2 separate regions of the Homo sapiens genome follow, and region 2 is linked to region 1. Evidence: read pairs that join two places in POLR2A ChIA-PET (ENCODE). Cell type or tissue: OCI-LY7. All regions are shown on one strand.

Region 1 (8,000 bases):
TTTTCATTGTCACTGTACCTATTATATAACAATTCACATGTTTATAAAGCCCACAAATACATGAAAGTATTTTTAATGTACTCATAAAGTATTTAAAGTTACTATTTATGGGCTGGGTGCAGTGGATCATGCGTATAATCCCAGCACTTTGCGAGGCCAAGGCAGGTGGATCACTTGAGGTCGGCAGTTTGAGACCAGCCTGGCCAATATGAAGAAACCCCATCTCTACTAAAAATATAAAAAAATTAGCCGATTGTGGTGGTGCATGCCTCTAATCCCAGCTACTCAGGAGGCTGAGGCAGGAATTGCTTGAACCCGGGAGGTGGAGGCTGCAGTGGTGCGAGCTGAGATCACGCCACTGCACTCCAGCCTGGGCAACAGAGCAAGACTCCGTCTCAAAAAAATAAAAAAAAGTGACTATTTATGATTTTAAGCTGGTCTGGTTTTTTGGGGTACACAGAATTTCAAACCCAAAAAGGTACTTACAGAAGGTTTAAACAGCTTTCTATCAGAAAGAAAGGCTTCTCGAAACACTTTTATGATCATATTTAATTCCCGTAGATACTGTCTTTCTTCTGCGATTTCAGTTCTGACAAGATCATAGTAGTTTAATTCACCAGAAGAACTAGGTTCATCTTCACAGAGAGAAACCAAACCTATGTCATCCTGATCAAACATGTCCATCAAAACCTGAGAAACAGAAATCAATAATGTATAAATTTATTTTCTTTACTTTTATAAAAACTGCCTCAAAGTACTTGAAATCTATACGTTATTAAACAGGGCTGGGTGTTGTAATCCCAGCACTTTGGGAGGCCAAGGCAGGAGGATCACTTGAGGTCAGGAGTTCAAGGCCAGCCTGGCCAACATGGTGAAACCCTGTCTCGACCAAAAATACAAAAAATTAGCCAGGCGTCATGGTAGGCGCTTGTAATCCCAGCTATTTGGGAGGCTGAGGCAGGAGAATTGCTTGAGCCTGGGAGGTCAAGGCTGCAGTTGAGTCATGATCACACCACTGCACTCCAGCCTGGGCGACAGAGCGAGACTCCATCACACACACACACACACACACACACACACACACACACACACGCACACACAAATATTACACAATGAGTTGTGTGTATTATAAGTAAATTTATATGATAAAACCTAGAATAAAAGGAAAAAAAGTTGTTGAAGGTGGGAAATATTCAAATAAAATCGAGTATGGCAAAATAAATATTTCTGGAGATATGAACTAATGGTGAAATATGTACTAATACATATGTATATGTATATATGTATACTGTAATACACACACACACACACACATAATAGCAAAAAAAAAAAAAAAAAGCAAGCCTGTCTTTGGGGAACAATAACCCGAGCCAAAAATCCCAGTTCAGCCACTACTCGACTATGATTATGAACACATTTATTCTTTTGAAAGTCACATTCCTTATGAGTAAAATGTAGCTGATAAGAAGAATTCAATGTGGTAATGTATATAAAATGCATACTACTACATCTAGCAAATAGTAGGTATTCAACATGGTAGTTCCTTGCCATATTATAAGGATGACAGTACATATTTGAGTAGGGTTAAAAGGAGAAAAGTGAAATGCTACTATGGTAGAGGCACACGATAGATCAGTGCGATGCATTTCTGATGCACATTTACTACAATGACCACTGCTATTACGTTCATTTGCTAAACCCAAACATCTCACAGATGCTTAAATTGTTGTAGCAACCACTTCTTCTTTCAGAAATGCTACCATGGACTTAGGTCAACCAACAGGCAAGAACTAGCTATAAATCAAAGTGAAAAAGAAAGTTGACTATACTTTATTTTTTATTTTTTTTTTTTTTGTGAGACACAGTCTTGCTCTCTCACCCAGGCTGGAGTACAGTGGCATGATCTCAGCTCACTGCAACCTCCGCCTCCCAAGTTCAAGTGATTCTCCTGCCTCAGCCTCCTGAGTAGCTGGGATTACAGGTGCACGCCACCATGCCTGGCTAATTTTTTTTTGTATTTTTAATAGAGACGGGGTTTCACCATGTTATTCAGGCTGGTCTCGAGCTTCTGACTTCAAGTGATCCACCTGCCTCAGCCTCCCAAAGTGCTGGGATTACAGGTGTGAGCCACTGCGCCTGGCTGTGACCATACATTTTATAATTAATAATACTTTTTTTTAAAAAAAATGATTGGACCTAGTTAATTATATATTTAAGACTGACCGAAACGTACCCAGAGAGTTCAGCATAAAGGTATACCCTGAAAAGGAAACTACAAAAAGTAAAAACTTCAAAGGGATGAGAGGAAATTCTGACAACACAATAACAGATATTCATTCATTCATTCTGAAAAACATCTACTGATCACCATAAACTGTACCACATGTTGGTAAAATATGCTAATAAAGTAAACATGAACTCTGCCTTCCTAATCTTTTTGAATCTAACTCAGAAATATCTTATAAGCATCTTTTAAATCTGGTCAGCTCTCTCCATCTTACCGCAGGCTTTAGATTACTCCACTAAACAATCACCATCTCTTAAAAAGATACACAAGTTTCATAATTTGATCTGCCTGCCACAGGTCTTCCCAACCCCAGTTCTAAAATCATGTTACTAAAAATAAATGATACATAAAAATGATACTGGATTTCATTGCCTTCTGCATAAAATCCTAACTTCTTTAGGATAAAGGCCATTCATAATTTAACTCCAACCCACCTTCCTAATCTCATGTTCTGTGACACTCTCAAATCCCTCCCTTCCCCACTGCTTACTCCATGCAATCCACCTTCTTGTCATTGGAGACCATCATCCCCACTTCCCAGCCACTTTAAATTTAAAGAAACCAGTAAGGCTACACAGGGAATTTGGTGATGAACTCTGATTTCAAACAGACATGCAAAATAAAGGAAGACATAAGACATAAAAACACACAGAAGAGCTACCACCCTCTTCTCTTCCCCACCAGAGACCCTTTTAGAGTAGGTCATACTTGCTAGCTGTAACTTCTTGCTCCCATTCACTTAGCAAGCCCATTACTATATTAAAACTGCTCTCACTATTGATCTAGTGTCAAATCTAATGGTGTGTTTTAGTCTTCCTACTTGTTTTCTCTAGTTTTTGACACAGCTGACCATTCTCTCATTCTTAAAACTCTTAAAACTCTCAGGGCGAGGCATGGTGGCTCATGCTTACAATCTCAGCACTTTGGGAGGCCGAGGCAGGAGGATCACTTGAGGCCAGGCATTCAAGACCAGCCTGGGCAATATAGCAAGATTCTATCTCTACCAAAAGTAAAAAAAAATAATAACCAGGTATGCTGGTAGACACCTGCGGTCCTAACTACTCTGAAGGCTGAGGTGGGAGAATCACTTGAGCCCAGGAATTCGAAGCTGCAGTGAGCTAATATTGTACCACCACATTCTAGCCTGAGTGACAGAATGAGATCCTATCTCTAAATAAGAAAAAACACATATAAACCCCCCAGCTCCAAACAATTTTTCTCTTCTTGGCTTCTGATACACCATTCTGTCAGTGGGGCCTCCTCTATGACTTACCTTCTCTACCACCCACTCCAGAGTTCCATTCTTAAAACTCTTTTGGTCACATAATACCAAAGTTCCTGAATTTAAATGCTACAGGGGTCAGGCAAGTAACATTATAATATATAAGAAACAGTGGGGATTATGGTAAACCGGAAGGTACATGCACCTAAAGAGGAAGTGTGCTGCTCAGTGCCAGCTGTTTTCTGTTAGGCATTCTGATTTTCTTTTTTCATGAAAAGTCTGGGATTTACATTTTTATGTAAAATTTTTAGATCTGTAAATATAAATGGATGGCAAATAATTCAAAAATTTAAAAAACAAACCTAGAGACCCTATTCACTAGAAGGTCACCAGTCTGAAACTGGGAGGATTGCTTGAGCCCAGGAGTTCAAGACCAGCCTGGGCAACAAAGAGAGACCCAGTTTCTACAAAAAAATTTTAAACACAGCCAGGCATGGTGGTTCAAGCCTGTGGTCCCAGCTACAAAGGAAGCTAAGGCATGAGGATCACTTGAGCTCTGGAGGTTGAGGCTGCAGTGAGCCGTGTTCACACCACCGTACTCCGGCTTAGGTGAGTCCTTGTCACAAAAAAAAAAAAAAAAAAAAAAAAAAAAAAAAAGGAGCGAGCAAGCTAGCTCTTGAAACAGATGGAGTAATACTACCATGAAAGAGAAAATATATTCATACCCCACTCCTGTTAGCTTCAGATTTTTCTGGCCAGGCATGGGTGGCTCACGCCTATAATCCCAGAACTTTAGAGGCCAAGGTGGATGGATCACCTGAGGTCAGGAGTTCAAGACCAGCCTGCCCAACATGGCGAAACCCTGTCTCTACTAAAAGTACAAAAAATTAGCCAGGCATGGTAGCACGCACCTGTAATCCCAGCTACTCAGGAGGCTGATGTGGGAGAATCGCTTGAACACGGGAGGCAGAGGTTGCACTGGGCAGAGATTGCGCCACTACACTCCAGCCTGGGCGAAAGAGCAAGACCTTGTCTTTAAAAAAAAACAAAAACAAAAACAAAGGCCAGGCGCAGTAGCTCATGCCTGTAATCCTAGCACTTTGGGAGGCCAAGGCAGGCAGATCACTTGAGGTCAGGAGTTCGAGACCAGCCTGGCCAACACGGCAAAACCCTGTCTTTACTAAAAATACAAAAATTAGCCAGGCGTGGTGGCAAGTGCCTGTAATCCCAGCTACTCAGAAGGCTGAGGCAGGAGAATGGATTGAACCCAGGAGGCAGAGGTTGCAGTGAGCCAAGATCACGCCATTATACTCCAGCCTGGTTGAGAGAGTGAGAGTCTGTCTCAGAAGGAAAAAAAAAAGTATAATTCAATAGGTTAAAAACAAAAGAAAGAAAATACAGAACTCAACTGCTAGTATATCTAGATCTGGTGAACTAAGCTTCCTCAGAGCAGCTTTGTGCCCTCTTATTCTCTCACCTTTTTTTTGGTTTTTTTTGTCCACTGTTGCCCAATGGCACAATAATAGCTCACTATAGCCTCAATGTCCTAGGCTCAAACAATCCTCCCACCTCAGCCTTCCAAGTAGCTGGGATGCACCACCACACCCAGCTAATATTTTTTTTATTTTTAGTAGAGATGAGGTCTTGCTATATTCCCCAGGGTATCTCACCTTTCTTTCTTTGTTTCTTTTTTTAAATTTTTTGTAGAGATGATGTCTTGCTATGCTACCCAGGCTGGTCTCAAACTCCTGGGCTCCATCTATCCTCCTGCCTCAACCTCCAAAAGTGCTGGGATTACAAGCGTGAACCACTGTGCCTGGCCTTTACCTTTCCTAAACATCAATTTCCTTCTTAAGCATTTATGTTCAGTTTTTCCAGTTTTAAATACTATTTTCATTAGTAGTAACTTATATACTAGAAGTTAAATTCTATGGTTCTTTCCTATGATCATCTAATTCTCAGCAATCTTTGATATGCTAGAATACCTCATATAGCCACATGTTATTTTTATTTTTAACTGTAAAGAAATAGGGTTGATTCTCAAGTTCTCTGTCTGGCAAATTAAAGATATCCCTAGAAACCATATATTCAAATAATTTATTAAACAAATGGTCTGTGAGCTCTTGAACTAGTGATCTCTAGATATCAGTTTGGATATACTAAGATCATACCACATCATACAATCTCATTACTTAGGGTTACATAACTAGACCCACATATCAAGTCATCGGGATTTTTTTTTTTTTTGAGACATAGTTTCACTTTGTTGCCCAGGCTGGAGTTAAGTGGTACTCGGCTCACTGCAACCTCCGCCTCCCAGGTTCAAGCAATTCTTGTGCCTCAGCCTCCTGAGTAGCTGGGATTATAGGCAATCGCCACCACGTCTGGACGATTTTTTGTATTTTAGTAGAGATGGGGTTTCACCATGTTGCCCAGGCTGGTCTCAAACTCCTGAGCTCAGACAATCTGCCCGTCTTGGCCTCCCAAAGTGCTAGGATTACAGGTGTGAGCCACCACGCCCGGCCAAGTCATCTGGATTTTAGCTAAGCATATGACAGTCTCTTGTGACAAATAGGGGATCATGACAGGAATGTCTGAAACAAGGACCAGCAAACTACAGGCCAAATCCAGCCTGCAGCCTGTTTTTGTAAATAAAGTTTTGCTGGAACATAGCCCATGCTCATTCATTTATGGCTGCTTTCATGCTACAAGAGCAGAGAAGAGTAGATGCAAGAAAGACGTATGGCCCACAAAGCCTAAAATATTTATCCCCTGGCCCTTTATAGGTAAAGTTTGTTGACCCATGAATTAAATAAAATGTGAAATAATAGCTAACTAAAAGGCAGGAATGAAGAAAAGTGGTAACTTTTAACCTAGAAGAATGCCACTAATAACATATGTTGGAAATCTCATTTCTTATATAATCCCTTTCAATTTTTTTTTTTTTTTTTTTTTTTTTTTAAGATGGAGTATTGGCTGGGCGCGGGGGCTTACACCTGTAATCCCAGCATTTTGGGAGGCTGAGGTGGATAGATCACCTGAGGTCAGGAGTTTGAGACCCACCTGTCCAACATGGTAAAATCCCATCTCCACTAAAAATACAAAAATATTAGCCAGGCATGGTGGCAGGCACCTGTTATCCCAGCTACTTGAGAGGCTGAGGCAGGAGAATTGCTTGAAACTGGGAGGCAGAGGTTGCAGTGAGCCAAGATCACGCCACTGCGCTCCATACTGGGTGACAGAGCAAGACTCTGTCTCAACAATAAAAAATAAATAAATTAAATAAAATAATATGGAGTCTCGCTCTGTCACCCAGGCCGGAGTGCAGTGGCGTGATCTCGGCTCACTGCAACCTCCGCCTCTCAGATTCAAAGGCACCTGGCCTTTTCAACATTTTTACTAAATAATTTTAATTCAAGGTTTATCAGACTTGTACACTTTACAAAAACCTGGGTAGAGTATCTAAAATGCTGAATGACAGAATTCAATTTTTAAAATATCTACATATGCTGGAACATAGCCTCAATAACAGTATGAAGTTTTCTAGGGATAAATTCACGTTCATTCTTACAACAATAACAAAAAATCAACAAGCACAAGTTGGAGAAATCAAAGACCTAACATAATGGTACTTCATGTGGAACAGTCCTCGGGAGTTTAGAAATCTGCAGACTCAACAAGTACACAGAGTAACGTGGTGCCAAAATATTAATGCTGAAATTATTAAAGAATAGCATATAGAATGAAGGATACGTACATGCATTTCAATATACTCTGTTGGTCAGACCAAATCTGGACTATTGTCTTCACAGTTTTAGAAATCAGTCTAAAAGCAATATAACAAGGGGATCTGAAAATCCTGCCACATGAAGATTTTTTTAAACTCTCAAAAGGTGAAGATTTAGGACATGGAAAAATGCTTCAAATAAAGGAATGACTTATTAAAAAAAAATAGTTTATGGCCTGGTGCAGTGGCCAACACCTGTAATCCCAGCATCTTGGGAGGTTGAGGCAAGAAAATCACTAGAAGCCAGGAATTCCAGACCAGCCTGGGCAACATAGCAAGACCCCATTCCTACAAGAATTTAGAAATTAGCTGGGCATGGTGGCAGGCACCTATAGCTCTAGCTACTTGTGAGGCTGAGGCAGGAGGATTGCCTGAGCCCAGGGGTTTGAAGCTGCAGTGAGCCTGGGTGACAGAGGGAGACTCAAGCTCTCAAAAACAAAGAAGCTGGGTGTGGTGGCTCAAGCCTGTAATCCCAGCACTTTGGAAGGCCGAGGCAGGCAGATCACAAGGTCAGGAGTTCGAGACCAGCCTGGCCAACATAGTGAAACCCCGTCTACTAAAAACACAAAAATCAGCCAGGCATGGTGGTGGGCACTTGTAGTTCCAGCTACCTGGGAGGCTGAGGCAGGAGAATTGCTTGAACCTGGGAGGCGGAGGTTGCAGTGAGCCGAGATCACACCACTGCACTCCAACCTGGGCGACAG
Region 2 (8,000 bases), 410 kb after region 1:
GCTTTACCTATCCAATGCTTATTTCCTAAAAATGATTATTAGAATCTTCTTAATGTAATATTCTGTTATACCTAGAGGGAAAAGTAAATGAAAGAAAGCCAAGAATTAAAACTTTGCAGGTGCTAAAGTTCTCTCTCTCTCTCTCTCTCTCTCTGTGTATGTGTGTGTGTGTAATTTTTTTTCTAGCTTTTCACTGAGTATGGCAGACTGGCAATGGAGGAAACATTCCTGAAGCCATTTCAGGTGAGCGAGTGTTAAATGATGGTAAATTCTTACTAGATTTTCCTGAAGACTGTAACCAGGTATATTAATTAGGGTCATGTTTCCTTCTCTTTTTATTTCATTGAGAAACCATTTTTGAACTATTTTATGCTATTTGATGCAATATAGAATGAGATGGAAATGAGGAAATCGAATTTTTAAGAATTATTTTTTAAAAAAGAGATGTGGAAATGAAAGATGAATTAGGCATTCTGGTTCCAGGCAAAATGTCAGCTTTTTTTTTTTCCTGAACTCAAAGTGACTCTCAAAGTGCTGGGATTACAGGTGTGAGCCCCTGGGCCCAGCCTCATTTATGTACAAAAATTAAACATCCAGCCATATCTTATGAGATGTATTAAACATAAGAATGTGTTCATTTGAAAATAAAAGGATGGAAAAAGATAGATCAGGCACATACTAAGTGAAGGAAAACAAGTGTCTATATTTTTGTGAGACTTCAAGTCTATAAGAATTATTTAGAATAGAGAAGTTCATAATAATAAAAGGTTATTTCACCAGGAAAATACAAGAATTCTAGTCAGGCATGGTAGCACATTCCTGTAATCCCAGCTACTCGGATAGCTGTGGTGGGAGGATCACTTGACCCCAAGAGTTTGAGTCCAGCCTGGGCAACATAGTGAGAGATGGTGTCTCTTAAAAAAAAAAAATTCTAAATTTGTATGACATATAGCCTCAAAATATATAAAGATCAATAGAACCATAAGAAGAAATAAGTAAATCCACTGAAACACAGCTCCTAACTATTGATAAGTCAAGTAAACAGAAAATGAGTAACAATACAGAAGATGTGAAACCTAGGGCTAACAAGCTTGCTTTATGGTACATGCATAGAATAGTGTAAGTAACAAAGAAAACACATTACTCTTAAGCATGCAAGGTGTATGTACAAAAGTTTACCACATATTAAGCCACAAAGCAGGTCTCCACAATTTTCGAAGGATTGAATTCATACTGACCTCATTCTGTCATCATAGGACAATTTAGTTAAAAGTTAGTAAGAAAGTGCTCATTTTAAAAAGCATATTTTGGAAATTTAAGCACACACTTCAAAAATAATTCATGGGTTAAGTTAAACTCATAATAGTTATATGAAAATACTGCAAATTGAGTGCTTGAAAGAAAACACACATATTGAACATTAAATGCTATCATGAAAATGGTACTTAGAGGGAAAAAAATATAGCCATAAAAGTTTTATATTAGAGAAGAAGAAAGGCAGAAAATTAGTGATAAGTACAAATTAAGAAGAAAAAGTAGGCTGGGCACATTGGCTCACACCTGTAATCCCAGCACTTTGGGAGGCTAAGGTGGGTGGATTGCTTGAGGTCAGGAGTTCAAGACCAGCCTGACCAATATGGTGAAACCCCGTCTCTACTAAAAATACAAAAATTAGCTGGGCATGGTGGCGGGCACCTGTAATTCCAGCTACTCCGGAGGCTGAGACAGGAGAATCACTTGAACCTGGGAGTGGAGGTTGCAGTGAGCCAAGATTGCACCATTGCACTCTAGCCTGGGCGACAGAGCAAGACTCTGTCTCAAAAAAACAAACAAAAAAAAAAAAAGAAAAAAGAAAAAAGAATAACAGACAAAACCTAATGAAAATAAGAAAGAACATTTATAAAAGCTATATGTCTCAGGATGGATCAATTTTAAAAACATAATGTGGATTGGAAAAAAGCTAGTTGCCAAAGACTATTTACAGTAGGATAGCATTTTTTATAAAGGTCCAAAATGAGCAAAACTAAACAATATGTTAAGAATATAAACACGTGTGATAAAACTATTTAAAAAGCAAAATTAAAGTAGTATTTACTACCGGAGAGGAGAAATGGGGATGTATCAGGAAGGGACACACAGGAAGCTTCAATGTTATTGGCATTTTCAATTATTTAAGCAGGTTTGTGGGTTCACAAGTATTTATTTTATTAATCTGCTTAATAGCATATATATATATGTTACATGCATTCTTTTGTAGGTATCATATTATGTGATAACATTTTTAAATTTTAAAAGGTCAATAGTGTTTATTTTTTTTCTTTTTGAGACGGAGTCTCACTCTGTCGCCCAGGCTGGAGTGCAGTGGTGCGATCTCGGCTCACTGCAAGCTCCACCTCTGGGATTCACGCCATTCTCCTGCCTCAGCCTCCCGAGTAGCTGAGACTACAGGTGCCCGCCACCACACCCAGCTAATTTTTTTGTGTTTTTAGTAGAGACAGGGTTTCACCATGTTAACCAGGATGGTCTTGATCTCCTGACCTCATGATCCATCCGTCTCGGCCTCCCAAAGTGCTGGGATTACAGGCGTGAGCCACCGCACCCGGCCAATAGCGTTTCTTAAAACCAGCAATTACAGCTAGCAAATATAAGTTTTAAAATATATATACCATTCACAATAGCAAAACAAAACAAAAATCTTTAGTAATTAGCCACCAAAATATAAAGACCTTTCTGGAGAAAAATTCAAAGGTCTATTAAAGACCATAGAGAAAAAATTGTATAAACCAAAGAGATATAATATGATCACAGATGGTATGATTTAATGTTGTGGAGAATTTCATTCTCAACAAATTAGTCAAACTCAGTGCAATTATAATTGAAATTACAATAGGATTTTTGTATATTTTCTACAACTCATATGGAAGAATTAAGTCTTGTTTTGATTTAAGAGTCAGGTTATTTTATTTTTATTTTTATTTTTTTTTGAGACGGAGTCTTGCTCTTGTTGTCCGGGATGGAATGCATGCAATGTCATGATCTCGGCTCACTACAACCTCTGCCTCCCGGGTTCAAGCGATTCTCCTGCTTCAGCCTCCCAAGTAGCTGGGATTACAGGTGCCCGCCATCATGCCCAGCTAATTTTGTTGTGCTTTTAGTAGAGATGGGGTTTCACCATGTTAGCCAGGATGGTCTCGAACTCCTGACCTCAGGTTATCTGCCCGCCTCGGCCTCCGAAAGTGCTGGGATTACAGGTGTGAGCCACTGTGCCCGGCCTTAAGTCAGTTTTTAAGAAGACGATCTGAATTAGAGGGCTCAATACACACTAAAAAGCCATAGCAATGAAAATGGTGAGGTCCTACACAGATACAAGAGCAAAGCTCAGTGGAACTAAACAGTTTAAATACACTCATATATATATGGGAGCCTGGTAGTCAATAGAGGTGGCATCATAAACTGGTGGGAAATAAATGGGTTAATAGTTGGGTTTGGAAAAACAAGTTCACTATTTGAAGAAAGAGCTGGATTTTTACTAAATACTGTAATAGAAGTAATCTCCAGATGGATCAAAGAACTAAATATGCAAGTTAAAACTATAAAGCTAATAGAAGAAAGTGCTGGAGAATATTTTTCTGAACTGAGGTGAAGAAACATTTATTAGACCCTCTAAAATAAACCATGTAGTAAAAAATTGATGCATATTACTACATCAAAATTAAGTATTTGTATTTATCAAATGACTTTATAATCAAAATGAACAGATTGGTAGAAGACATTGACAATGTCAAAGTCAACAAAAGATTACTAAGCAGAACATACAGGAAACTTTTGCAAGTAACCAAAACCTGGTTCCCAATCAGAAAACAGGCAAAGAATATTAATAGACAAGTCACAGAAAGGAAACCTGAATGGCTAATACATTTTTGAAGGGATGTCAAGTCTCACTGATAATTAGATAAATATTAAAACAACAATGAAATACCACTTTACACTCATTAAATAGGCAAAAAGTAGAACATGGAGATAATACCAATGAAAGCTAGGATTTGGGAAAATGGGAACACTCAGGCCCTATTGTTGAAAGTGCAGATTGGAGCAGCCATTCCATGGAGCAGAGGAAATATATAAGGATATTTATTGATAGAGTAATAGTAGCAGGAATTTGGAGACAACTTAGGTGTCCATCACTAGCAGAACAGATACATAAAAATATGGGGAAAAGCATACTCTGGAATACTTTGCAACATCTAAAGGCAATGAACCAAAAGTGCATAGAGTAGCATGAATAGAGTGTTAAAATTTGTACAGAAGTAAGCAGAAAAAAGTGTGAGATTTATAACATGATACTATTTATGCATATTATAATATATATTAAAGTGAATGTGGGTGGGAATGAATAGTTGAGGAATGGGAGTGAGGATCTGGGAAAAATATGATGAAGTAAAGTAGCATGGAGAGATGATGTATGCTGTGATGAAGGGGTATGAATTCTCCTGAGGGCTCAGGAACCTGGTGTGGGGAGGAGGTGAGGTAGAATAAAACCAGCCTTGCTTGCAGTCTTCTATATGATTTACAATATGTACTAGACTCTGTTGTCTTTTTTTTTTTTTATCATTTGTTAGGTTGATCGTTGAAGTGCTATATGGTAATTAGGCTATTGTTTTGATTTTCTTCTCTAACTTGTTACTCAGAACCACTGGCAAACCAGAGTAGGGAACTCCATTGTAAATTACAGAAAGGGACTTTAGGTCTTACCAGCAGATGTCACTGCTCCTTACATTTTGCCAGAAACATTAAAACTGGAAAAGACCAATCAATGCTCCAATAAAACAGATGAGAGATAAAGATTGATAGAGTTGCGGCTTTTGGTTAAAAAAAAAAAAAAGAGTTGAAAACAAACAATGAAAAAAACTTTAAGAGATTACCCTAGTTAGTAAACTGTTGACATTATGAAATGTCAGTGACAAGAAAAAAGTTTTCGCTGACTGAGTCAACAATGACTCCTAAACATGTTTGGACTTGTAACTCTTAACTACCTGAAATTGAAATGCGAAGCTCATTAAGTAGTAAAGGTGGCATCCAAAGTTATTTTATAGTATTTTAGATTAAAGCAACCAAATCCAAAACAAAAAATACATTATAAAATCAAAAGATAAAATGCAAATACATTCAAATTTCAAAACATATATGAGTTAAATAATTCAAATTTCAGTTAGAAAAAGCATAGCAAAAAATTGCAAAGTAAAATAACTTCTAAATGAAATTTCGATTTAGCAATCTTTTTTAGCAGGTCACTTCTATCCTCTTCTCTCTGATAAGTTAACAGCTTTATTCATTTGGGTAAAAGTGTGGGGAAATTTTAAACATTGCCTGAGAAAGTAAGGTGAGGGATAATGAAATTTTAAAAATAATTTTATATTAAAATTAAACTAAGGCCAGGTGTGGTGGCTCATGCCTGCAATTCCAGTACTTTGGGAGGAGGAGGCAGGAAAATTGCTTGGAGACCAGAAGTTTGAGATGAGCCTGAGCAACATAGTGAGACTCTATCTCTACAAAAAGTGAAAGAAAAAAAATCCACAAAGAACTACAGCGCCTGTAGTCCCAGCTATTTGGAGCGGGGCTGAAGTGGGAGGATCACTTGAGCCCTGGCGTTTGAGGCTGCAGTGAGCTATGATTGCACCGCTGCACTCCAGCCTGGGCAACAGAGTGAGACCGTATCTCAAAAAATAAATAAATAGACAAAATTAATTTAAACAAATTTAAAATAGAAGAATTCTTAACTCTGAAATACAGTACAATTATGAATAATAAACAGACCTATAATAAACAACAAATATGAAGACAATTAGCTGGGAAAATGAATAGCTGAATTAACATATTAACTTGATTCTTTAAAAAAACAATTTATATCAAGCTGTAATCAAGCAAACAAAAATATGTTCGTGTATTTAAAAACCATGGTTTAAAAGAGAGAATTAAAAGCTAAATGAATTCAGTTTAAAAGCAATATTGAAGTGCAAGTGTAACCAGTGGTGTGCTGGCAAAATGTTTAAAACTGGTTGGGGAGGAGGGAGGAGGTGAGCCTGATATATATTATTTGCTAATTTTTATGGTGTAAATACTTTTACCATGGCCAATTTCAAGCTACCATGACGTCAACCAACTTGCAAAAATTCCTCAAAATTTAACAACTGTTTTTTGCAACCTCTAATGAGCCAGCTCTAAACTATGTAGCACGCCCAGGAAGTATAATTCACATTAAGACATAGTATAGAGTTCTCTAAGTGACATTAGTTATTTTCTCACCTGTTTTGCTCACTATGAGCATTTGAATTTAAAGTATAAAAATCTGGCAGGAGCTACTTTATTAACATATCTATCTATAAAATAACTAGGTTCTTTATATTAGCTTCTTTACCTTAGGACTTCCAGTTTTTGTTGAGAATGACAATATTTTTCCATTAATTTAAACATGGCTGTATGTAATAACTGTGCAAGTTTTATTTGAGTAATAACACCCAGTTTGCTCTAAGAACCTAGTGAAAATGTCTTGTCACGTGCGATAGATTTGTGTCTATATTGGTATGTTATGAGTTTTTCTTTCTTGGTCATTTAGACTTGCATGAGCCACACCTGGCCCCACATTGTTCTGTATTGGGATGATCACATCCTTGGGGCAGGATCCCTACGACTAATTCTGGATATTTTTGATGTTGTCAGACATTATTTGAAGTTCACTCTAAATGCAGGCTGCTTATCAACACCAAGCAAGGCTGTCTTCCTCTAATGCTCTGCTAAATGACCAGCCGCCAGTTACTTGTTTCCCCAGGAAAGGCTCATTTTCCACTTGTATGACTCTGAGGAGCTCTGTGTGTGTGCTTGTCACTCTTGTCCTCTCAGTTCTGCTGGGCTGTGGTGGTGGAGAGGGTTTCCACTCCGTCATGTGCTAACAACAGTAAGCTTGTTATGGGGTCTATGCTAAAAACAGATCCCCCTTACTAAGAAGACCCTGTATTATACCTTTAAATGTACCCTTTGGCAATAGCAGCCCAGGAGTTTACGATTTAATCACTTCATGCCTTCTAATTATGTAGGCTATGAAGAAATAGAAACATTCCCCATTTACTAAAGTGTATTATAGTCTCAAGATTCACTTGAGTTCGTGTTTTAGATGTCAATACATTTCTCAGTGGCATTTCGACATGGTGGGTCTGTTTCTAGTAGGCCGGTCTGCAAAATCCTGTTTAATCTACAGCAAATTTAAATAGTGGTCACGAAGTTCCTGAGCCTTGGTTCCTTTAAGGCAGAGTCCTGAATATATTTGATGATTTCTGGACCTTTTTGAGGCCCAGAGCCCTGAGGTAGTTGGGAATTTTAGCAGGATTTAGGCTGTATGGCTCACAGAGAAGAGATGGGGCTGCAGCATATCTGTAGCCTTGATGATTGATGCAGAAGCAGGTGTTTTAGGCACCTGGGTTAGAATCATTTCTGAGCCATGCCACAGTTCTGCTGAATTGGAATCCCTGTGTTTAGACCAGGGAATCTGCACTCTCTATGTCATTCTCAAGCACATATTTGAGGACAGATTTAGCCACTGGGCACACTCCAGCAGACAGCATCTATGGCAGAAGGTTCTGGTAGCAGAGAGATAGGGCACCATTTCTATGTACATTTCTGTGTACAGATAGTTAGTAGATTAAGGTTGGCCTGTAATAGGAAAGTAGGAAGCATAAACCCTAAAAAAAAACTTTCCTTCACACAAACTTGACTTCTCTTAGAAGGCTTATTTCTTTCTTGAGCATATATTTTAGGACTATTTACATTTATTATCTTCTCTTCCATGTCCTCAGTGTCAAGTACTTCACTTTCTGGAGTTAATTCAGCCCAGTTTTCACCTACAGCATGTTTATTAACCATTTTCATACACTTAAAAGCCCAGCAAGACCTTAGACCTTACACAGATATTCAAATTATCTTTGTGAGATAAAGGTAAAAACTCAATT

The links. ChIA-PET counts read pairs that join two places held together with the same protein. Peaks named below come from ENCODE experiments on the same cell type or tissue, not always from the same donor. Only the 100,000 strongest peaks of a DNase experiment are listed, where the experiment ranks them.
Region 2: POLR2A ChIA-PET joins it to region 1 with 14 read pairs; 2 of 35 experiments call an interaction of 5 or more read pairs at or near these places.

The regions. Positions count from the first base shown.
Region 1 is chr14:50,188,011-50,196,010 of GRCh38, forward strand. It overlaps SOS2 (SOS Ras/Rho guanine nucleotide exchange factor 2), which reads right to left. Exons shown (of 23, transcript NM_006939.4): 5 at 487-690. Among named protein-coding and RNA genes, the nearest start is that of SOS2, 40 kb to the right of the region's middle. In OCI-LY7, no CTCF peak of the experiment used is centred here; a DNase peak (open chromatin) is centred at 3,711.
Region 2 is chr14:50,595,390-50,603,389 of GRCh38, forward strand. ATL1 (atlastin GTPase 1) reads left to right here. Exons shown (of 14, transcript NM_015915.5): 6 at 187-243. Among named protein-coding and RNA genes, the nearest start is that of ATL1, 39 kb to the left of the region's middle. In OCI-LY7, CTCF peaks have their summits at 4,762 (motif pointing right) and 4,976; a DNase peak (open chromatin) is centred at 4,752.